Regions from separate parts of the Mus musculus genome. Here all the other regions are linked to region 3. A link is a loop called in an ENCODE intact Hi-C map of the cell type or tissue named here. Cell type or tissue: heart. All regions are shown on one strand. Region 1 has its middle 9.2 kb from the start of Gm46811. Region 2 overlaps Ube2q1 (ubiquitin-conjugating enzyme E2Q family member 1). Region 3 holds the start of Atp8b2 (ATPase, class I, type 8B, member 2).

The links. Hi-C counts contacts between places; a loop is a spot of excess contacts. Peaks named below come from ENCODE experiments on the same cell type or tissue, not always from the same donor. Only the 100,000 strongest peaks of a DNase experiment are listed, where the experiment ranks them.
Region 1: a loop joins it to region 3, with 2.5 times the contacts of the local background. A loop is called at or near these places in 7 of 42 quality-filtered maps.
Region 2: it touches region 3 in a loop (2.4-fold over the local background); 8 of 42 quality-filtered maps call a loop at or near these places.

What each region holds. Positions count from the first base shown.
Region 1 is chr3:89,858,919-89,866,918 of GRCm38, forward strand. No RefSeq gene overlaps it. Among named protein-coding and RNA genes, the nearest start is that of Gm46811, 9.2 kb to the right of the region's middle. In heart, a CTCF peak has its summit at 4,912 (motif pointing right); DNase peaks (open chromatin) are centred at 1,583, 2,273 and 4,913.
Region 2 is chr3:89,782,440-89,790,439 of GRCm38, forward strand. It overlaps Ube2q1 (ubiquitin-conjugating enzyme E2Q family member 1), which reads left to right. Exons shown (of 13, transcript NM_027315.4): 13 at 1-1,558. Among named protein-coding and RNA genes, the nearest start is that of Ube2q1, 13 kb to the left of the region's middle. In heart, a CTCF peak has its summit at 3,134; a DNase peak (open chromatin) is centred at 3,102; H3K4me3 peaks cover 220 bases.
Region 3 is chr3:89,960,584-89,968,583 of GRCm38, forward strand. It overlaps Atp8b2 (ATPase, class I, type 8B, member 2), which reads right to left and starts at 2,755. Exons shown (of 28, transcript NM_001081182.3): 1 at 2,574-2,755; 2 at 492-558. The coding sequence starts at 522. LOC115489840 (a small nuclear RNA gene) reads right to left here and starts at 7,580; the gene lies at 7,416-7,580. It also overlaps the pseudogene Aqp10-ps. In heart, CTCF peaks have their summits at 3,959 and 6,571 (motif pointing left); DNase peaks (open chromatin) are centred at 108, 1,998, 2,778, 3,958 and 2 weaker places; H3K4me3 peaks cover 4,538 bases; H3K27ac peaks cover 3,657 bases.

The DNA.
Region 1 (8,000 bases), 100 kb before region 3:
GTCTGTCTGCTGGTTTTGTTGTGTTGTGGAGCTGGGTTGCATGTGCCAGGGTTTTGCCACTGAGCTGTACCCCGCTCAGTGAATTGGTCCCATTCATCCTGACAATCGCCTCCCTTCATGAAAAGTACTTCCTGTGCAGACACCTACTGGAGTGTTCTGTGAAACTGCTGATGCCAGAGTGTTCCAACGCAACGAACAGCCAGCAGCTGAGCCTCCCCCTCACTTCTCCCTCTACAGCCCTGCCACTCTGTATCCCTGGAGAATACAGAGCAGTGTGGTTCTCCTCTGTGGCTTAGTCTTCCCCAGCATGTCCTTTGTTCTCCTCCTTTGAGCATCACAATTAGATTCATGTGAATGGGTGTGAGAGAGTGTATGTGTGTGTGTGTATGTGTGTATTAGTGTATATGTGTAGGTGTGTGTGTATGTGTATGTGTCTGTATGTGTCTGTGTGTGTGTGTTTGTGAGTATGAGTGTGTGTTTTTGTATGTATGTGTGTATGTGTGTGTGAGTGTCTGTGTGTGTGTATATGTGTGTATGTGTGTCTATGTGTGAGTGTATGTATGTGTATGTATATATGTGAGTTTGTATATATGTGTATTAATGTGTATATATGTGGGTGAGTGTGTGAATATATGTTTATGTGTGTGTGCCTGTGTGTATATGTATGTGTCTGTGAGTATATGTATGTATGATTGTGTATGTATGTTTCTGTGTGTGTGAATGTATGTATGTGTATGAATTTTACTTATATAACTGTTGTCCTGGAACTTGCTTTTAGACCAGGCTGGCCATGAACTCAGAGTTACCCCCGTCTCTGCCTCTCCACAGTTGGGGTTAAAGTGCCTCCAGCACTCCCGGCTTTTTTTCCAATTTTTAGTGATGTGAAGAGGGGTGGTTGGTATGTGCACCTTTCTGCAGAGACCAGAGGCATCCAGTCCCTTGGAGCAAGGGCTACAAGCAGTAGTTAGCACATGGACGTGTATGTGCCCTTAACTGGTGAGCCTCTCTCCAGCCCTGGTTATTTTTATTTGTGTGGATGTGTGCAGTGTCTGCAGATGAAGGAGAGGGTTCTGGATCCCCAGATGTGGTACTGGGAGTGGAGTTGGTCCTCTTCACCACTGAGCCATCTAGCATCTGGTCTTACTGAGCATAGCTACGATTTGCCACCAGGTGCTGTAAGTACCTATCAGTTTTCTGAATTCGTGTGTAAGGAAAGAGGATGTTTACATGCAGCAATGCTCCTTCTGCCCCATCTGGGGAGTCAGAGTAATGCTTTTTTAGAATTCAGACTGAACATATTTGTAAGAGCCCAGGTTCAGGTCCTGAGTGTTGGATTCCTGCACTGTGAAGGGGCGAAGGTGTAAGGAGCCTCCTTTTTCAAATAAGGATCTCAATGCTCAGCTGATCAATGTGTCCTGGGTTAGTCACATGGGAAGCAACGGGCAGACCAGGTCTGCCTCAAATCCAGGTGTTTGCTTGTCAGTGTTGGTGTTGAGACAGGGTGGTGGTGGTGTTTATTTGGTTTTTGTTTTTTAATGTAGTCCAAGCCTCTACAAACTTAAGGTCCCCCTGCCTCTACCATCCTAGTCCTGGGATAGCCAGTGTGTGCCACCATGCCAAGCCACACCTCTACTTTCCCTTCCAGGTCATCTACTCCACCTGCAGAACCCTTCATGTCTGCAGAACAGGGTCAGTAAGGTGAGGTCCAGGGGATGCTCAGGCTTAGAGCACGGCTGCTTGGGCAGACTTCCCTTCCCAGCACGTATGTGGCTCACAGCAGTTCCACAGGAGCCACACCTCTATGGGCTCTGTGGTCATACATTCAAGCAAGCACTCATACACTAAAATCAGAATAAATACTGAGTTTTGAAAACACACCTCTACTCCCTTATATTTTGGTTGTGAGCCTAGCCTTTAGCAGCTGAGCCATCTCTCTAGCCCACACCACTCTACTCTCCAACAATGGAAATATATCAGGCCAACAGGACGTATAGGTTTGCAGTGCTGAGCAGAGTTCTCCCCCAGAGCCCTGGAGGTCTGAGCTCTCCAGGAAACCTGGACCAAAGGCTAGAGAGCATGCCCCTGCGGCAGCCAGATCCAGAGAAAGAATGGCCGGTTTAGAAAGAGAAGAAGCAGCCCCTACTTTTACCCATCAATGTGAAACTAGGCACTGGCCCTCTGTGTTCAGCCACACCTCTGGACTGCATCCCAGTGGACTTGGGGCAAAGGAAACAGACACAGGGAGGACTCTCCCTCCAGGACAAAGCTAGGCTGAGGCTGGCAGGTGGCCTCCTGGCAGCCTTTCCCCTATCCCAGGAGCCCCTCCCCCTTCTACACCCCCTGGGCCCAGATGGTTGTGAAATCCGGCAGACTGCTGAAGCTCTGAGGAGCTCTGCTCTGAGGCTGGAGGGTCAGTTCCAGTTTCTTTCCCCACACTGTGAGTCACAGTGAGCTCACCATTCACTCACAATGCTTCCTCCGTGGCTTTTCAATGACTCACTTTGCCTTCTGATACGTGTGTACAAAGGAATAGGACAACAGATTCGAAATAATTACATTTAAAGCTGCATTACTGCACTTGCAGATTAATCCAGTTGACTTGTCAAAGAGTGAACCGGTGTGGTAGAGGCAAGAAAAGGCATCCACTGAGAGCTAATTAACAGCCTGGTCTACATAACGCATTCCAGGACAGTCTGGGCTACATGATGAAACCCTCTCTCAAAAAAGTAGAAATAAGTTAGACAGAGACAGAGAGTTAACAAAGATGTGCTCATTTTGGATTATTTTAAACTGAGTTTCCACCTAAAACATCGCTTCTACAACCCTTGTCTTTTAAAAACAGAGTATCAAGCTTTAGTAGAGGGTACCGTGAGTCACCTCATACCTACCATCCCCTCCAGGACAAATGTCTTTGGGAGACTTTGACTCTAATCGCTTTGTTCCCTTGCTGGGTTTCTTTGGTTGGTCAGTTTTTTAAAATAAAGATGGGTTTACATTTGCATCCTTGGGCAGGGCCCACACTTGTTTTCTCTGTGCTGTTTCAATTTTAGTGTGTGTGATGCCCAATTGGCTGTTAAAGACTCAGTCCGGCTACGGTGCCCAAATTAGCCTTGAACTCCTGGGCTCAAATAATCTTTTTGCCTTCCAAGGAGCTGGAACCACAGGCCTGTGTTGTGCCTGGCCTTCATAGACAACTGCTCTGAGACAGTTTAACCTACTAAAAACACAGAGGGAGGCAGGGCACAGTGCGCTCACCTCTAATCCCTGCACTTGGGAGGCAGAGGCAAGTGGATCTCTGTGAGTTCAAGGCCAGCCTGGTCTACAGAGCTGGGTCTACATAATAGGAGATCCACCTCAGGAAACCAAAAAATGAAACAAAGACAAAAAGAGAGATGAGATTATAGCTTCTTAATGAAAAGTTTCCTTTCATTATAGAAACAATGCTCACGGAAAATGTTGCTACGTAATACACATAAAGGGAAAGAGAAAGCCCAGGTCCGCTTTGATTTCACAGATGTTGTTCTTAGGCCATTTTGCTGGTTGTAACTCAGGTCCGAGGCAGCTGTCCCCAAGAAGAGCTGCACAGCAGCCACCGGTCCCTGCACTGCTGCCGCAAACAGCCTGGCTGAGATAGTGCCCCACCCAACTCCCAGGACATTATCGTCCTTGGAAGAGAGGAAGAGCAGGAAATCAGGGACTCAAGGTCACTCTCAGCTTCAGAGAAAACTCAACGAGAAGGAGGAGGGGGAGGAAAAGAAAGAAAAGAAAAGAGGAGGAGAGAAAGAAAAGAGAAAGAGAGAGAGGAAGGAAGGAAGGAAGGAAGGAAGGAAGAAAGAAAGAAAGAAAGAAAGAAAGAAAGAAAGAAAGAAAGAAAGAAAGAAAGAAAGAAAGAAAGAAAGAACTTAGTTTAGGGATCTTGCTTTGGTTTTTGTTGTTGTTTTGGAAGCTCCAGAAAACCTCGTATTGTAGTTTGGTTGAGACACAGTAAAGCAGGGACTGGAGAGATGGCTCAGTAGTTAAGAGCACTGGCTGCCCTTCCAGAGGTTCTCCTGAAAGACCCACAACGTGAGGACTCCCCCATGTTCTGACTCAGGAGAGGTGACACCCCAAAATCACCCACAAGAAACGGGTCTTGCTGCAAATTGCAAGAGGATTTTTTATTCAAGAGCGCTCTCGGGCCCATGGTCATACACCACGCAGGGGTAGAGGACCGTGGCGCCCCGAGTAGCTGGGTAAGGGGGTATTTAAAGGAAGAAACCACAACTTAAGGAAGTGGGGAGGGCGTTGATGGAAGATACCAAAGATACCAGTTAAGAGTCACAAGGAAGTGTAAAGTTACAAGAGTCACAAGGAATACCTGGTAATTGTTAACTCTCAAGACAGTTTTTAAGAGCCCCCAACAATAGCACATTTGCATTGCAGGTTCTGGGTGACTTTCTTTGAATGAGCACTCTTTGAACCCAGGAAGCGGGTGGATGGAGGAATGTCGCTATTTCTTTTATGATTACCTTTACAAAGGCCACATTCCCAAGCCTGGGCCTAAAGGCCTAGAATTCTGTTTTTACGATGTTATACTTTCACTACCAGCAGCCTGAGGCAGCTCACAACCATCTTCAATGTGATCTGATGCCCACTTCTGATGTACAGACACATCTGCAGTCAAAGCACCCATATACATAACATACATCAATAGATCTTAAAAAAAAAATGGAAGAAAGAAGGAAAGAGACAGACAGACAGTGGAGCAAGGCTGGCTGTGGTAGCATACACCTTTAATCCAGCAGTTGGGAAGCAGAGACAGGTGGATCTCCCTGAATTCATGAACAGCCGCCTGGTCTACATAGTGAGATCCAGGACAGCCAGGGCTCTGACTCAACAAAAACAAGCAGGAAAGTAGAGATCCCGTCAGCTGCCAGAAGGAGGAAGTCCTGCCCTTTGAGTTTGGCTTGACGGTCAAGAACCAGTAAGAAAACCCAAAGTGTCTCAGAACTATATTTAGGCTTTAACTAGAATCCAAAAAAGAGATGAGAAAATAAAGAACCATGATTAACTTCAGGCTTCAAGTCAGAGTTCAGAGGGCATCTGGGTCCAGGCTGTTGTCCTAGGCCAGAAGATTGCATCAAGGACACTTGGCTAGAAATGGAAATAGTGATCGTTTATTTCAAGGGGAATAGGGGAGTCCTGAGAACACAAGTGGGCTAGAGTTGAGAAGGCCAGCCCATAAAACCAAGAACTTGTTTTTCTTAAAACTGGCTGGGTGTAACTCCCACAAGGGTCAGGCTGAGAGGCAAGAACTGTGAACTGCAGGCCAGCCTGGGCTACATAGCAAGACTCTGTCAAGAAAAAAATAAAACAAAAGTCTCCTAAGGGGCCCTCGGTCTCCTTTCATCTCTGGAGATCTAAAGGAACAAATCCCCCGTGAGACACACCCACAGGAAGCCAGTGGTGGAGACTCTTCCCCTTAAGTAAGACCTTCTCAGTAAGGTACTTTAAGTAACAGAGATATTTCTCAGAAATGGCTGTGATTTTATTCCAAGCGCTCCGCATGAACATTTCCGAGATTTCTGGGTTTTCCATTGACTTTAACCTTCTGTAAGAGCAGCCAGTGCTCTTAACCACTGAGCCATCTTTCCAGTCCAAGATTTTAACACATGTTATTTTATTTATTTTATTTTATTTTATTTTATTTTATTTTATTTTATTTGTCTGTGCCTGTCACATGTGTGCAGGTCCCCCCAAAGAGGCCAGCAGAGCTGGGAATGGAACTTAAGGGAAATAGTTAGAAACTTCCAGAATCAAAACTTTGTCTTCTGCTGCCTCTGTAAGATCCAACTCAGACTCTCAGGTTGGGCTCTTAAGGTTGTTTGCCCTCCTGTACTCCATGTGACAGAGCCCTGCGATCCCGGACAGAATGGGAGGCGTTTTCAAAGGTCCATTAAAGTGTATACAAACTAAGCATCAAAGTCTCACGGCAAGTCCAGAGGTGAAAGGGAAGCCCCTGGTTCAGTTTAAGGATCTAGCCGGAGCTGTGGTGGCGCACACCTTTAGTCCCAGCACTCTGGAGGCAGAGGCAGACAGATCTCTGAGTTCAAGGCCAGCTGTGATCTACAGAGCAGGTTCTAGGATAGCCAGGGCCACACAGAGAAACCGTATCTCAGAAAAACCAAAGGGGAGAAAAATTTAAGGAACCGATTTCTGTCCTTCCTCTCTGTGACCTCCCCTGGTGCTCAGACCTCTTCAAAGTCACCCCTGAAAGTGCTATGCCTTTGCCCGGGGGATCAGACTCCCAGTTGGCCGGCTGCCAGCCTCAGTTTAGCAAACCAAATGAGGACACAGGGATCCTTGCTGGAGAGAGTGGTTCAGGGTTGGAGAGCACACGGCTGCAGAAAGGGGCATCAAGGTCACCAACAGCTATGGGACCAGAGCTCATACTAAGGAAACAGCACCTGCCTTGGGGTGGAGAAGAACAGCTGTGCTTCGGGAACAGGGGTCCAAGTGAAGGGCAGTGGGTGCCACCCAACCCCAGCTTCATCTGAGTTGGGGGCCTTTGCACACTTCTTGCCACCAGCTGTGGCATGGCCTTGATAGAGACAAAACGACATGGTTCCTGCCCCTGGAACAGGGCCAGCAGGCGTGGGCCTCCACGAGAGTTGACGGCTGCTGTGGGAGTAAGGCTTGTTTGTATAATAATGAACATATTTTCATGTTCCTCCAAGGAATGTCCTCCCTGTTAACGTTAATGATTTCATGATAATCAGAGACACCGTGAGTCCAGGATAGGAAGGTGTGACTAATGTCTCAGCAAAATGCTAAACACTGGGATCTTCAGGACAAGAACTCTAAAGACATGTTCAGAAATGTATAATTTCTCAGCTATGCAAAAATATAAAATGCAGTATGAATTGTATAAGGAGCTTCACAGATGTGAAGGAGCAGAGGCGGCTGCACTGTGAGCCGGCTTGCCAGAGAGACGCAAAGACAGGCAGATACAAATGCAGGCAGATTCTTGAGTTCAAGGTCAGCCTGGGTCAGAGCAAATTTAGGTCCAAGAGTGGTGGGAGATGGTACTCTCAGGACAAGGTCCCACCCAGCTATGTTTACAGAGGCAGGCAGATCTCTGAATTCTTCTGCAATGTTAATAAAAGAGGGGGAAAAATGGACTTGCTATCCCTTTCCTGTGAGTCAAGGGGCTAAGGTCCTGGAGTGTGGATTCCCCGGGGTGGTCAAGAGGGAACCTGGAATAAATGACTGAATTGATATGTAAATAAAAAGCTAGGCTTTTGGGCTGCATGAGATGAGCTGGCAAAAAGCAATAATGGTTCTTAGAATTTTTCTCTACCAAGGAGAGCTGAGCTGTCTGAAGATCTCTGGAGAGGGAACATAGCTCTTCTAGGTTTTTTTTTTCTAACAGGATTCCTGATTTTAGTCTGGAAAGTCATGGAGAGCAAACTCAGCTTTTTAGAATTTTTTTCTAATGGGATTTCTGACCACTAAGAGTTACTTAGAGAGCCGACGTCGCTCTTTTACAATGTTTTCCAGAAGCTATTCAGAGAAGGTTGTCTGAAGAGCGCGCACGGCTCTTTGAGATTTTTTTTTTTCTTTCTGATTTTGATTGGAAAATCCAAGAATTAATTTTAGAAATTTTCAAACAGGGTTTCTGATTTGGTTAGAATATCCAAGAGGTTTTTTTTTATATATATATAGCAGCTTTTCTGACTTTGGTCAGAAAACCCACGAGCTATCCAGAGAGCTTGTAGGAAGTATGTTTACTAGCAGAGAGAATGGTCTCTCTCAGCTAGCAGAAAATTAGCTGTCTCAACCACAGAGCCAGCTTGGACCCACGATTAGACTTCAAGTTATTTGTTTGTACTGCTCCCAGACACCCCTTCTCTCAGAACCCAAACCAAGCTGAGGCTGGCCCTCAGCAGCCACCCCTACTCTTACCTGCAAAGCATCCACATGATGGGTTTCCTTCTGTTTGGGACATAGAGAAGGCTGGG
Region 2 (8,000 bases), 180 kb before region 3:
AAACGCTAAGGAAAAACAACAACCCACAACACACACTGAACTGTCTCAAGTACTCAAGACTGACTACAGACCAACCACCTCGCTGGAACCCTTGCTAGCAGGCATTCTTATAAAGAAACTCTCAAGCCTCCTTATATTGCTGGAAACTCAGCTGTGCTCCAGACTAGAGCCTCCTTACCTATGCTATGGGTTTTTAATTTATTTTCTCTTATTTCATGTACACTGCTTTTTTTGGTTACAGTGTATGATGGATGTGTATGAAAAAATGTATCTTTGGGAAAACAATTACAGTTTGTTAATTTGAAGATGCTGGTCTTGACTCATCTTTATTTTTATTCCCACATCCCCTGACTGCTGGGTGGGGGGAGGGGTGCCAGGCCCACCATGCTTTGGTAGCAAGGAGAAGCTGCAGAGAGGCTGCAATTCGATGCTAGCACAAGAGAAAGGCCAAGCGGAAGCACTCGCCTGATCTGACCCTAGATTTCTCCCGAAGGCCTCTGGAGCAACCAGTACCTAAACTCTTTGGAACAGTCTGGCTTGCTGAACTACAGTGCAGAGGCCCAGAAACATCCTGATTATTAGTACCTCTTTGTACTAATCTCCATTTTTGAAATTTCCAAGAAAAAGATGAGACTTGAGTAGCTGCTTCATGAACTCCTTTTAAGTTGAGTGGGGTGGTGCCCTGGCTCCTGGATGCATGAGGTTTCCTCTAATCCCAAGCAACCTGCTGAGCGGCTGTAACTCACTGGTTCCCTGCCTTCCTGTCCTCTCTTCTCACCTCTCATCTGCTTTATTAGATTATCTAAGAAAAGACTTGAACTTTGGATTCTTTCTAGCCATTCCCAAGTTGTGGGTCTACTGGAAACAGTAGCTCAATGTGGTTGCATTGTGTAGTGGGACCTCGGCTCAGCTCCAGGAACTGCACAGCCGGGGAGAAGTCTGCAGAGCCACAGCTACCAGTGTTGGACCTGCTGTTGTGAGACTGCACGCAGTACATGGAGCCTGCATCTCCCTCTTTGAGCTTGCTGTGGGACCACCTGCCTGCAGACTGGAGGAAGACTGAAGTGACAGAGGCAAGGGACAGCCAAGCCAAGTCCTGGAGCTTAGGAAACCCAGCCCTGGAACAGTTGCCTGGATGTTTGCTAATGCTTCTGAGATGGGCATTCGAGTTTGGCCATCTTCCCCCACTCCCCATCTCTTCTAGGGATTTGAATGTCTTGCTGCTTTAGGGGGATGGAGAGTTCACCAGTCCTACTTGATGCTGCTCTAATTCTGCCTACACCCACCAGGTTAGGGGTGCTAATACATGGTGAGGTTGAGACACAGAGGATACAAGGGGAATAAGTCATTCCATAGAACTGAAATCTATCTCATAGCCTGTAAGGCTTCCTTCTGAACTTAACACCAGCCAGGGCTGGCATGTAGATTGTGTTTTTAGTAACGTGTACTGTGAGCTGTCCTCTGTATAATGTATTTTGTAATGTATTTTTCTCATCTACCAAAGGATGAATCAAATAAAGTTATTTAAATAGTTTGGCTCTAATAAACTTATTTAAAGAAACCATGGGTTCATGTCCACTTGCTATGATGGAAAATGCCAGGTTCTGGGAACTGTGACACCAGCTCTTGACAATCCTCCATTTTCCTTACCAACCCTTTTCTAACAAAATTTTAAGTTTAGGCTTCTTATAAAGTTACATGCATTTAAAGGGGCAGATTTCTTCTCTGCAGTCGGAAAAGCAAGGAATTTGTATCTCTGACCCAGGTAACTTTGCCTGGGTTGTAGCCCACAGCCTAGGGGCTGCTTTTCGGTTTCCATGCCACAGTTTAGAGGGCAGGACAGGGCAGCAAGCAGTAGCCAGGAGAAGGTATCCGTCACCCCAAGCTTGAGCCATGACAACCTTTATTTGCTGGAGTGATGGCTCACTGACTCTACATGCAATACCAAAAAACCTAGGCAAGGGCCCTTCCAGCCTCCCCAAGTCTGCCCCGGCATCCAAAGATGAGGAAAATTTGCTCAGCTGCCTCAGGCTTCTAACTTAATGGAAGCTTACTATTTTTGACTCAAATGTTTATGCCAGTTTAGGAGACTAAAGAAAGACACCTGACAAACAAGATTTTACCCTTAGCAAAGATGAGTAAAGGCAAGACAGAAAGCAACTCCATGCTGGAGCTTCAAGAATGAATGGCTCTTGGGGTAGCACAGGCAGACGGAATGAGCTGGGACACCTCATCAAGGTCTTCACACTTCAGGGCATATGGCTAGATGAGAAGGGAAGTCAGATGGCGGGTGCACACACACACACATACACACCAGTCCCCGATTCCAGGGAGACCCACAGAATCCTGGCAGAGGCTGGGTAGACTCAGGACAGTCAGCTCTCAGAAGCACCAATGATTTCCCCCAGGGATTTAATGGACACCTGGTGTGAATTCAAAATGTCTGCAAAACAAAACACAAACCTTGGGGCAGGTGGTGGCAGAGGAGGGAAGCAGAGGGAGCAGGCTCTGGCGGCAGACCAGCTCCCCAACAAGTCTCTGCTAGCTCCTGGTAACTTCCAGCTCAGGGATGTGGAGGGTGAAGGCTGCAGCAGTGGGAAGCAGGGCTGGGGGCAAGGCAGGAGCAGGCACGAAAAGAGGCAGCCCTGGTCCTGCTGTTCAGACAGTTACAGCTCTCTAAGGAGAACATCTGCTGGGGCTAAAATGTTGTTGCCATGGAAAGAGAGCGCTTAGGTGCTGGAAGACAATGGGGAACCAGACAAAAAGTCACCTTTCTCCAGACCTTGGCTCTGCCCTCCCACCTCCAAACCCTGGGCTATTAGTTAAGAGTGAGACGGGTTCTGATTAGGGCCTGAGGAAGTCCCTCCCTAGGATGCCATTTCTAAGCTATGAAATACCAGGAAGGCCCTTTCACTTTCACCCACTTGACAGGAGGAAGGTGATCCCGTGGGGTGGCTTTCTCAGCGGCTACTGAAGACACAACTGGGCTGGGCACTCGGGCTCTCCTGGCAGCTGTTCTTTGGATCAGGAGGCTCCCTTCTGGGCCACCTTCCAAAATCCAGATCCAGAAGGTCAAGAGACCTTGCTGTCCCTCCCTAAGCGTGGCAGTAGGCTCTTTCCATGCAATGTCCCACGATGCCCTCTGGGTGGAGCTCCCTGACCACTGGGCACGAGGCCACCAGCCTCCCAGGGTAGCCTGAGCCCAGAGCTTCGCTTTCTCCAGCTGGGGAGTGGACCATGTCTTTTCTCACTTCTCCAAAGCAATGTTTTACCCTCTGCCTCGACAGAGGGGAGGGGGGCCTCTGTGTTTCTGGAGTGTGGAAACTGATGTCTTACCATGGGGATCTAAAGAAACAGTGTGACAGATGCCCCCCCCCCCCCAATCCAGTGTTCCACCCTCTATTCACTTTCATCTAGAGCAAAATCTGCTCCCAGAGAAATTGTAAACAGAGCTGGAAGCCTGGAATTGTTGTTCTCTTAGGGGCTCTAGTGGAAGCAGAGATGGGAAGTCTCCCTTACCCTACTAAGAACTAAGCAGCAGTGACATTCCTTAGGGACACTGAGGCTCCAGGCTCCGGGACAGGTGTGAAAAGCCATTACTCAAGCAAGCACTCTACTGGCATGGCTGCTGCTAAGGTGAGGAAAGGTCAGAGCCAGAGGCTGACGGGAGCAAGCTAGGCCAGGTCTTGAAATGTTGTCACCTCCCGTCCTCTACACAGAAGATGGAAGACAAATGACCTTCCTCCAACATGAATGGCGAGGTGGGATGGTCCAGAGGTCAGTCATCATTGTCCACACTGCATGGGATCTGCACAGGGATGGTGGTCAATCGCCCAGTGAAGATGACCACAACCCAGCAATCTGCTTTCTCTAGCAACAGGAAGGAAGAAGAGAGACGGGCTATGACACTTGGTCCTAGGCACAGCAGCCCCTCAGTAAAGGGATGGGAATCTTAGGAACATGACACTGTTGTTCCCAATACCACCCCTCAGCCATGCGCATCACTGAGGCACAAATGGGTTGGTGGCCCTCCTGGGCTCTCCAGGGGAGCTTTGGCTACTCTTGGGGAGATTAGTAGGGCTCCTGTCGCAGGGCACCTGCAGAGATAGAGGTGTCATGCAGATCTGGCTCACTGCATTCACCCTTCCTGCAATGACCTGCTGTTGCGGAGTGTTTAGCTAACCACTTTGTGCTCCCGACTGGTTGCGCATGGGCACTGCCCAAGAGCTATCTGGATTCACATATGAAACACACACACACACACACACACACACACACACACACACACACACACACACACACACATTAATATGCCTTGACTAGCTTAATGGCTGGGCTTTTCTTTTTGTTTTTTGTTTTGGTTTGGTTTGGTTTTTTGTTTTTGCAAAGCAGGGTTTCTCTGTGTAGCCCTGGCTGTCCTGGAACTCACTTTGTAGACCAGGCTGGCCTCGAACTCAGAGATCCGCCTGCCTCTGCCTCCCAAGTGCTGGGATTAAAGGCGCGTGCCACCACCGCCCGGCTGGCTGGGCATTTTTAATCCTTTCTGGTGCTAGCAAACACTCCCCTCTGGTACTCCTGAGTTAACATCTTTTAAAATCTATATTTCATCTTTGCTACCCGCAAACACAACTGGGGAAGTGGCCTTGTGTGGCCACTTTCCCTGATTCTCACATGTCGGCACCTTTCAGACTGGTCTTTATTCTTCCCAGTCCTGGTGATCTCTGCTTCCTCTCACCCATTTCCTAACCTGCGCCAATCTCAAAGTCCTGCCTCAGTCCACCTGCCCAGCCACTGGCTGTTGGCTCTTTATTGATTGATCAGACACCAATTGAAGACAAGGACCTTCAGGGTTTGGACACGCAGATTCCTGACTTGGGGGGCCCGGTGAATTCAAAGCATTAGAACCAACCTCCAACAGTCTGCCAGAACACGCCAGTTCCATTCAGCACCCTGACAGAGGCTGAGGATCGGTAACCGTTTCTGGGGAGCCCAGCCCTACAGCTTGGGGCTTCTGCCTGACAGAGCCCTACCTGGGGAACTACATGTGTGCCCCAAAACATGAGGGCAGTGTGGGTGTGGGGGACGCTGGTGAGAGGGCCATCCCCTTCCCTCCACAGAGACCCCAGGAGCTGGCCAGCTAGTTCAGGTCCTTTAGAAGCAGCCTCAAGAAGGAGCCAGGAGCCAGGGGAGTTCAGGGGGTGAATTATGGGGCAAAGGAGACAGGCAACTGGGGTCAGGCAATGGGGTTGTGCCAACCTCTCCACGGTTTGGGCCAAGACAAAACCCCAAGAAACACAATGCATGGCAGAAGAAAGGAGGGCCAGGGCCAGGGAGAAACCCTGAAGGGGAAGAACTCAGCAAGCAGGTACATTGTGCCTCCTTAAGGAAGAAGTCCTCCCCAGGTGAATTTTGAGCCTGCTACAATGGCTGAGCTTTTCGGAAAGACTCAGTTGTGAGTTGTGGGCAGCACAGGATGTTTATACTTAAGGTCCCACAACTCCTCCCTCAACTCCTGGCTCCTGCGTTCTCCAGCCTTCTGATAGTCAGGTTCCCAAGGCCTGCCCAGATCACAGGCAGCTAGCAAGGCAAATCTGCTTCTTCGAAGACAAAACCAAACCACTGGTCCCAAGATGTCTGCCATACACTATTCTGGCTTCCCTGAGGTGAAAAATGGTGTCAATGATTAAAAAAAAAAAAAAAAAAGATGTACCGGGCATGGTGATCTGGAATCCAGAAAAGGGGCTGTGACGGGTTCTCACAGTACACAGATGAGAAATACGCAGTACACAGGTCAGCTGCAGACGTTCCTAAGAACTTCATCCTACCCAACACCATCCCTGCCCCACCCTCCGGGTCCGAAGCTTCTCGGCACCATTTGACTTGGCAACCCTTTTACCTGTGCGCTCATTCCACCGGAACTTCAAAGGCTGCTCACTTTCCTTATCTGAGGGGGACAGGGGCACGGAACTCCTTAGAAGTGATCTTTGTGCTTTCTAGAAAGAGATCGGAACTGTGCTATAGGGATGCACCCTCCCGAAGAGGCCTTGTCCTTCCACTTCCTGCACCCCCAACTCTGCGAACTCATGCGGACTAGGAAAGTGTCCCAACAGCAGGAAAAGGAGAAAGGGCCTTTCTATATTCTTAATGGGAGACAAAGCTAAAAAGGAGATTGCCCAGGAGGCCGTGGCCCAAGTGGGCTGAGAGAAGTAGGGGATCTATGTGGGCATGCTCAGGAGCTCGCTAGTGGTCTGGGTAATCTACAAGCCTTGCGGGGAGAGAAGAGGCAACATCTAGGTGCAGTGATATCTATGCTGCTGGTTCATCCCGAGAGGTTTAGAGGCAGCAGGATCCTCTTCTTCCTCTCAGAATCTGGGAGGAGCTCAAAGTGGGGGGAGGGGGGAGGGGCTGCTGCAAGTGTAAGTCCTCAGGAGCCCTCCACAGACAAAGCAGAACTGTCTGACCTGGTGGAGGCTCCTTGCCAGCCACCAGCGCCGCTTAGAGAAAGATGAGAGCAGGGATATAGGGTGCTAGCCACCGCCAGCAGCCCTGAACACTCACACCAGTTTAGGCTGATTGCCCCCACCTCACTGCTCTCACCAAGGAAACCGCAGGGCCAGTTAAACCCAAAGATCTGCACACTTGACACATGTGTGAGCGCGCACACACACACACAATGCATGCACGCACGCACGCACATATTCATGCACATTCACAGTGGCCCCACATCTCCAGATGGCGCTGTGCCTGGGCGTCAATGTGATCAGTGCTCCTGAAGTAACTCGTTACTAGCTATGCATGGTAGCACATTCCTGTGATCCCACTGTGGGAGGCTGAGGCGGGAAAATCACAGTCAATTCAAAGCCAGCCCGTGCTACAGAGCTCAAGGCCACTTCACCTCACCCTTCAGGCTGCCCTCATGGATCCTCACAACTGTCTCTCGTGTGGGAACCTTTCTCACCAGGAAACAAACATAGCTTGGCTGCTATCTGTGTCTGGAAAGACCTGCTTTGGCCCCAGTCGGCTTTTGTTACAAGCCCTTCTGTGCTCCAGAGTAAAGCGTTCTCACATCCCCTCCATGCAATCCTGCAGCCAAGTCTCTAATCTGAATTTATAACCTAGTTCTCACCCACCAGCTTTTCTGATTTTTATTTTATTTTTGAGACAAAGTTTTTCTATATAGCTCTGACTGGCCCTGAACTCACTTCATAGACCAGGCTAGCCTCAAACCTCAAACTCATAGAAACTCACCTACTTCTATCTCCTGAGGGGTGGGACCGCAGGTGTGCCCATCACACCTACTCCACTCTTCTCTTCAGACACAGTCCCATCACATCCCCTTGCCACCTGCTTTCCAAAATTGTTTTGGGGATCAACAGTGCCTCCCAAAGGTTAGTAGGAATCCACCTAGACTCCCAAAGCTGGACTAGTCACTCTAGAACAGGAGTTCTCAGTGTGTGGCTGCAACCCCTTTGGGGTCACATATCAGATGTCCTGCCTATCAGATGTTTACATTACGGTTCCTAACAGAAGCAAAATTACAGTTATGAAGTAACAACAGAATACTTTTTATAGTTGGGGGTCGCCATTGAAAGGAAATAAAACTTGAGACCTGTGATTCATGTAATGTATGTCAAATAGTCCAAAGAGTTGTTTGTGAGCTTTGAAACCTGGGGCTGAGAACATAGCAGAACAGGCCAGGACATGCCCGGGCAGGCCCATCGCCTCCCTATCTCCCACCCCTCTGACCTAAGTTAAATGTTACAGGCTGCTGATGTTTAAATGGACCAATCATGTGAAACCGCGCCAATTCCTCCCCCAGCCCCACTCCTTTTCTATAAAAACCCCTAGCTTCCAAGCCTCGTGGTCGAATCCACTGTCTCCTGTGTGAGATACGTTTCGACCCAGAGCTCCGCCATTAAAATACCTCGAGTTGTTACATCAAGGTGTTGTGTTCTATTCATGATTCTTGGGTGCACACCGAATCGGGAGCTGAGTGGGGG
Region 3 (8,000 bases):
GGCGAGCTCCGAGTGGCCCGGACCTGGAGCCCACGCCCCAGGCTCCGCCCCACCTGCTCCCACTGCAGAGCCGAAGCCTGCCAGTGCCGCGTAGGCGAAAGCCAGCGCATGGCCCCGCCCCCTCTCCCAGCCAATGCGGGAGAGCGGACCGCCCGCGTTGTCCAGGACAACGGCTTTCAACCCACAGACAACCCCTCCTTCCGCGGGAAACCGAGGACTCCGGTGGGTAGGCAAAGGAGGCCAGAGCCCAAGAGCCCAGGCCAAAGAGTAGGTATTGCAGATGCTTTTGAGTTAAGAGGTTGGTGACTAGCAATCACGGCCGAGCATCAGCCCAAGGATGAAATGAATTTAGCTTCTTAAACTACCCGCTCAGGACGCCTAGTCCTTTTTTCTCAGAACCATACTAGTCCTTCCTCTTCCCTTGGCTCCCTCAGTCATAACAACAGCCATTTTCATCATGCCCCCAGAGACCCACTTCTTGCCTCTCTTACCTGGGGGGCGCTTTTTTGCACACAGTGCCATCTCACCCAGCAAGGTTCCAGCAATCCATGGGAGACCCTGCAAGAAAGTAACAGACACACGCAGAATTCTTCACTGCCCACATCAGATGCCTTCTGAAAACTATCCTAGCTCTGCTCTGCCCTGCCCTCCCCACCTCCTCCAACTCCACTAACGCTCACCTTCCTGCACTGACATGAAAACCTGAGAGAAAAGGGAGGCCTTCCCTCTGTCCTGGAAAACATGAGGGAACTGAGAATTTACAGAAGCCAGAGCCTATAGGGAAAGGGCCTAGAAGAGACCAGATATAACAAGTGAGACGTAGCTCTCAAGGTATCCACCTGAGGAACAATGGCTGTCCCGTGTGCCGTCCTAGTGGCAATGACAGCTGCTGCCGGTACTAGAAAGCAGAATGTGCCCTAGTGGGTTGGGTGGAGAGCTAGGAACCAGGAAACACCTGGCAGAGCATCAGGAAGCAGGGTGGCCATGTTCCACCCTTCTAGAAAGCTCCTAATGTCCCCACCCCTACTTTCATTACTGGGGCTTCCATTATCACCTCCTCCCCAGGAGGGTTCTCATCAGACACATGGCCACCACTTCCTGCAGACAGTCCTCAAACCATTTCCTCTCAATCTTGTCCAGCCACCCTCTGGGGCCATCAGAGAGGTCTTCCCAGTCCTGCTAAGGGGTCACCATTCTCTCTCACCCCGAGTCTACTCCAGTCAGAATGACACTAAGAACAGGCTCAAGAGAGCCTCTGCTTCCTCCCACCCTCTCATGTACTTTCTCCTAAAAAGGTGTAAGTCCAGGCCACAGGAAACTCCTCTTCCTTCAGATGGAAAGCCTTGCCCCTCCTTAGTTCCCTTGCCTCTAGCCTGTCAGTCCCAAGAGATACTAATTGCCTGTCTGCCCAATCTCTGTAATTACTGACTGTGGTCCTAGCCCAGCCATCCTCTCCCGCTCTCCCTTCACTAATGTGCACTCCCTCCTTGACCTCAGAGCAGACAGTCCTGAGGGGCACTAAGTCCTTTTCACTCCTGACTCTCCACAACTGTGGCAAGCAACAGTGGCTGCCCCCTTGGCTCTGGAAGAAAAACCTCATGAACAATTTGGCGATGCCAAACCCTCTTCCAGGGCCCCAGCCAGGGTCTCCACCCAATCTAGAGCATGAGTCACGGGGAGGGTGGAGTGTGGAACCAGACGCTAAAGGAGAGGATGCAGGGTGGGCATTGCTGGCTCCTACCCAGCCCCACTCGAGTGGGAGGCTATCAAGCATCGTTAGCCCTAACATCTGGGTCTTCCTTCTTGGAAAGAGTTAACAGTGGAGCAAGCTGACCATCAAGCGTCAAGTCTGGATACAGATCAGGAAAGTACTTTTACCTCTAGGACCCTGGGGAGACTGAGAACAACTTTGGCCCCAATCCTCGAGAGGGGTGCAGTAACAAGGTCCCCCTCTCAGGATATCCTGGTTTTCTAAACCGACTAGGCCCACCAGCCACGTCGCCTTGCCCCGTCACCCTACCCCAGCCCCCTCTGCAGCCACATCTGGGATAAAAATAGCCAGCCATGGGAAAGAGGCAGCGCTCCACGAAGGAAAAAAGACTCCTCCTCTGGGTCTGGCCTCCGCTCCTTTCCAACCAAGAGCCTTTTCAGGGGAAGCTAGCAGATAGACGAGACAGGAGAAAACAATAATACCGGAGGCCACCTTCCTTCCCTCTCCAAGGACAGTATCCAGGACCCACCACACAGCTCTGAGCTCCCAAAGCTAACATCCCTGGCACCCTTGGTTTTCCTGGGGCACAGAGAGACCTCCACCTTCCCGGGACAAATCCTATCAGCCCCAAACTCCCTCTCTAGGCACCTAAAGGCTGGCACCAGGTTACTCCTCACACCCCAGCTCCGCACGCCCCTTCGGGGCCCCATTTTCCCAGCTTGCGCACAGCTACCGGTTCTCTCCATCCTGGTAGCCCTTCTCTCCAGCCTCCCACAGCCGCTCCCCGTGGCACCGCTGCCCGCGCCTCCCAGAGCCGACCCTCCCGGTCCACACCCCCGGCCCCACGGTGGCAGCGCCTTACCTTAGCGCTCCGCGCGCGGCGCTCGGCCCGGCGGCCCCGTCCGGCCCATGCCGGGGGCTGGGGCGGGGGCGCTCGGCTCCGCTGCCCGCAGGCTCCCGCCCCCCCACAGCAGCCCGGCTCTCCTGACCCCCCCGGGGCCCCGGCCCGCTACTTTGTGTCAGTTTCGGCCGCGGGGCGGAAGTGACGGCTGCGGCCACGGGCGGGGGGCGGGAGGGGCTTTGGGGAGGTGAGGGGCGCGGCGTGCGCCATCTTGGTGCGTAGGGAAGGGGGGGGTCCCAAGCTCCAGCCGGGACACGCACACAATCGGCGAGGCTGGAGGACGCTGGGATGCTGCTGCTTTATTTTGGAAGCCAGAAACCGAGCGAATGCTGCTTTCTCTGCCAGAAACCATCTTCGGGGAGGAGCCTGATGCGGGAGTAGTGATGAAGAAGCCCCGTAGCACACTTCTCTCTAGCCCAAGTCTCTGCTGTGCTTCCCTCCTCGCCCTGGCTCATCTCAAGGCCTTTCACTTCCTGAAAAGGCACAGCTATGCATTGACTGGGAGTTGTGCCTCAGTTTCTCCACTTGGTTCTCCTGACGATAAGTAGTTGACTTTGCCCCTTACCACATTCCCTTGGGTGGTATATTACGCGCGCGGACACACACACCTCGAAGAACTATCTGAGGTCGTTGGCGCTCCTGTCAGGCCAAAGGTAGGAAACGTAGAGATTTCCCGAGCTGGCAGCCAGAAGACAGGAAGATAGCTCCGAGGCAGAGCCCTTGCCTAGGCCCTAAATCAAATCCCTAATGCCACAAAGTACGAGTGGTTTTGTTGTGTTGTTGTTGTTGTTTTGAGTCAGTGGGAGGGGATGTCTCACTATGTAGCTCTGAAAGGCCTGAAATTCTCAGAGACCCTAGGCGTGCTCCATCACTTCCGAGTCAAACTTAAACTGGGTTTTGTTTGTTAAAAAGATTCACTCTTAAACCGGGCGTGGTGGCGCATGCCTTTGGTCCCAGCGTGCGCCTTCGATCCCAGCACTCCGAGGCAGAGGCAGGCGGATTTCTGAATTGGAGGCCAGCCTGGTCTACAAAAAGTTCCAGGACAGCCAGAGCTATACAGAGAAACCCTGTCTCGAAAAACCATTAAAAAAAAAAAAGATTCACTCTTGTTAGGTGTGTTGAGTAACACGCTGAAGTCAAAGCCGTTATGGTCTGCATAGAAGATTTCAGTACTCCATAGGGAGACCTCGTCTTAAGACGAAAAAGTGAAGAAGGGAGAGTAGAGGAAACCAAGCTTCTCTCGAGAAGCTCCCAGGCCCTACCCCTCAAAGGATCCTAGGATCCCTCCACCCACCCGATTCTAGAAACCTTCCCAAAGCCAGCGTGCACACCCTCTGGCGGCTCCTTTAAGGAACTGCGTGCCTGGAAGCTCCCAGGGTAGAAGACCAGTCTGGAGTCCTTCAGGAGTGGTAAACAGAAGTGTCCTAGTCTGGCATAGTAATACAAAGAATATCTGTCTTGCGTGCTGGCCAGCTCATGGTGCTCTTGCAGAGTGGGATAAGATTGGTCCTTGTCACAGCTTACACTCCAGCTGAGCTAGAGTAACCAAGTCTGAAGCCTTGAGTTGAGATGCCATCACCTTTGGAAATGGTTCTAAATCCTCAGGATGGTGCAGAGCCACCAGGAGCTGGTATTCGGCTGTGCCCAGGGTGGCCCCCACCATAGGAGCCACTGGAGGCACCCACCACCAGCCATTACCAGCGCTGTAATGGAAAGACAAAGGGAGGGGTCAGAGGTGGCTCTTAGACACACCTCTTCCCATAAGCCAGGACTAGTAAGGCAGGCCCTCACACTATTCCTGTCATGACATCCAACAGTGAGCATGGGTTCACATTCATGAATGGGAAGCACTTAGGAAGCAACCCCCAGCAGAACTTAGTCCAACCTCTAGTCTTGCAGAATAAACTGAATAGACTTTTTTACGGATGGAGTCACTAAAGCCCAAAGTAGTAGTATGGCATGCCCAAGGACACCTCTGAACCTACTATATGCATGAAAAGGGGGAGGGGGGATGCAGGAGAGCTATGAAGGAAGGGAGAACTTGCCAGCTGAAGAAGGAACACTGTTCTAAGAATACAAGGGCAGTATGTAAGTGGATAGAACTCAGGTTGGACATGGTAGCACATGCCTTCAATCCCAGCACATGGAGGGATCTCTGCCAGCCTGGTACATAGTGAAACCCTGTCTCAAAAAAAAAAGGGGGGGGGAGGAATCTGGAGAACCATGGACAAAGCTATTAATAGGGGTAAATGGAGGACTGTACCAAGGGAAGCTGTCTCCTACCTGAAGACGCCAGGGCCCCAGCCAGCAAAGTAGTGAAGATCCTTGGGCCCAGGTCCCGGGCAGGGTTGAGTGGAAAGCCACAGTTTGCACCCATGGATAGTCCAATGGTGAGGATCAGCAGTCCCACCACCACCGGCTCCAGACCTGCAGGCGCTCCTTTATTCCGTCTGTCTAGGGTCGCTAACAGCCCCACAATCAGCATCCAGGTACCCAGAACCCTGAGGTTGACAGAGGTCGAAGGAAAGCCATCAAGTGACACATAGGTGCTTCATTTGCCTTCTGTCACTCAAACACACTGTGCCACCCCCTCTATGCCATCTGTGCAGCAGAAGCTACGGGACCAAGGTAGAATGAACCCATATTCCACCCAAAATCTGAACAACGAGCTGGGATCCCAACAAACAAGGCAAAGTGCGGGACTTTCCCATATCTTCTGCTCATACTTACCTGATCCAAGAAGCCATTGTTCAGGGACAGATAGGGGGAAGGGTAAGTGGCAAAAATGGAGGCTGCCTCTTTGGGACCGGTCACTGTCAGGTTCCCACCTGTGTAGTTCTGTAGGGCATCCTCAAGAGAGAGGGGCACTCAGAGTTTCCATCTTTGCAAGGCACCTCTGCCCACAACTGTCCCCGATCACATTCTCTTACCATAGTAGAGAATGTAAGTGGCCCCTGAGGCACAGAAAGCAGACAGCAGTTGCACAACGCAGTAAACGGGGAGCTTGGCCCAGGGGAGGCGTCCCACCAGGCACATGGCCAGAGAAAAGGCTGGGTTTAGGTGGGCTCCTTCACAAGATCAAAGGGGAAAGACAGTGTTAGGTACCACTGCCAAACACTGTCACAACACCATGCTTTCTCCTGCAATGCTTATTTCCATTACTTAGTTTAAACAAGGCTCAAAAACTGGAGAGATGGCTCAGCGATCAAGAGCACTGGTTGTTCTTGGAAAGGACCTGGGGTTATCAGCATGGCAGCTCAAAACAATCTGTAACTCCAGTCCAAGGGACCCGTTGCCCTCTTTGGGACACCTCATGTACTTGCACAGACATACATCCAGGCAAAACACCCAAACATATACTTTTTAAAAAGTGATTTGCCAGAGTGGAGAGATGGCTCAGTGATTAAGAGCACTGGCTGTTCTTCCAAAGGTCCTGATTCAAGGACCTTTGCTCTGCCAAAGGTCCTGAGTTCAAATCCCAGCCACCACATGGTGGCTCACAACCATCCGTAACAAGATCTGACGCCCTCTTCTAGAGTGTCTGAGTGTACTTACATATAATAAAATAAATTAAAAAAATAAATCTTAAAAAAAAAAGGTGATTTACCAAGATCACAGGATCATACAGTGAAACCAAAATATGAGCCTGAAGCCCTGAAGCCAGGCGTGGTGGCACACGCCTTTAATCCCAGCACTCGGGAGGCAGAGGCAGGCGGATTTCTGAGTTTGAGGCCAGCCTGGTCTACAAAGTGAGTTCCAGGACAGCCAGGGCTACACAGAGAAACCCTGTCTCGAACCCCACTCCTCCAAAAAAATATGCCTGAAAAGGAGTGCCTCCCCTGCAGCACACTGTCTGGTGGCCCAACCTTAGCACTCTAATACATGTATTAAGAGCAGGCTGGGCTGGAGAGATGGTTTAGCAGTCCTGAGTTCAAAGCATCCAAAATGAGATCTGACGCCCTCTACTGGTGGGACTGAAGACAGCTACAGTGTACTTACATATAATGATAAATAAAAATCTTGGGGCTGGAGCGAGTGGGGCCGGAGTGAGCAGTGGTCCTGAATTCAATTCCCAGCAACCATGTGGTTACATGATGGCTCCCAAACATCTGTACAGTTACAGTGTACTCATATACATAAAATTAATAAATAAATCTTTTAAAAAAGAGAGAGAGAGAGAGAAGCTGATGAAGTCCTGAGCCCATGTGAGGCACAGAAGAATTGTCCCCAACACTCTGCCATAGATCTCTGCCTGAGTGAGTTAAGAGTCGGGTCAAGAACAGGAACAGTGAGTGAGGTAGGTGAAGGAGAGGGACTGGATGAGCCAAAGCCATATCTCAGTCCCGAACACTTGGCCAAGCTCCAGGGGATAAAGCCTACAAAGTCACCAAAAGAACCTGGCTGTTCCCAGTCACTCATTCACATGCACACCACTGAGATCGGAGATCGCTACTGTAACAGCCAGAGAGCTGGCCAGACAGGTGGTAAAAAAAAAAGTTGCCTTTGTTTTCTTCACTAGTGACAGCCTGGGCCACGGACCCCTGAGTGAGGAGCTGGTGGGGAGAGGGAAGGCAAGGGATGGATGGAGAGCCCAGGAGACTAGGGTGCAGAAGACCAACAGGAAAAATAAATAAATTTGAGAAACTAACAAAGAACGGAAACAGAAAAAAGGAAATTGTAGAAGCAGAGGAGGAGAAAGAAGGAAGGCAAGAGACGAGTGAAGGGAAAGGTGGGGGCCGAGGGTCACAGTCCCTGTAATCCCAGAGTCACAGGAGTCTCTGTGAGTTCCAGGCAGTTGTTACTTAGGGGAGAGCACAAACACAGTCCCCCACTACCACAAAGTGTGCAGTCGAGTTTCCCGCATTTGGGGAAATCGCAGGGGTCAGCACACCCCAAGTGCAATGGGTGAGCCTCGCCCTGGGAAAACCACCTTTCTGATCATGGCATTCCCCCCTGCCGGGTAAGTATATAAATAAGAGATGTTTTGGGTTTTTTTTTTTCTTTTTTTTTTGAGACAGAGTTTCTCTGTATAGCCTTGGCTGTCCTGGAACTCACTTTGTAGACCAGGCTGGCCTCGAACTCAGAGATCCACCTGCCTCTGCCTCCCGAGTGCTGGGATTAAAGGCATGCGCCACCACGCCCGGCTGTATAAGAGATGTTTTAAAAAAGAGTAAAACTAGGCTAAACTGGGAGGGTCACTGAAGACTGTGGAGCCCAGCCTAAGATACAAAGCAAGACCTTAAATCACAAGGAATAAAAGAAAGAGAGACTTAGAGAAGAAAAAGAGAAGAAATTAGGTGAAAGGAAGTGGACCAGCGGGGGAATCGACAGTAAGAAGAGCCAGAAACTCTGACCTCCCTTCTCACTTCCCCTCGAGCACCCCACCTA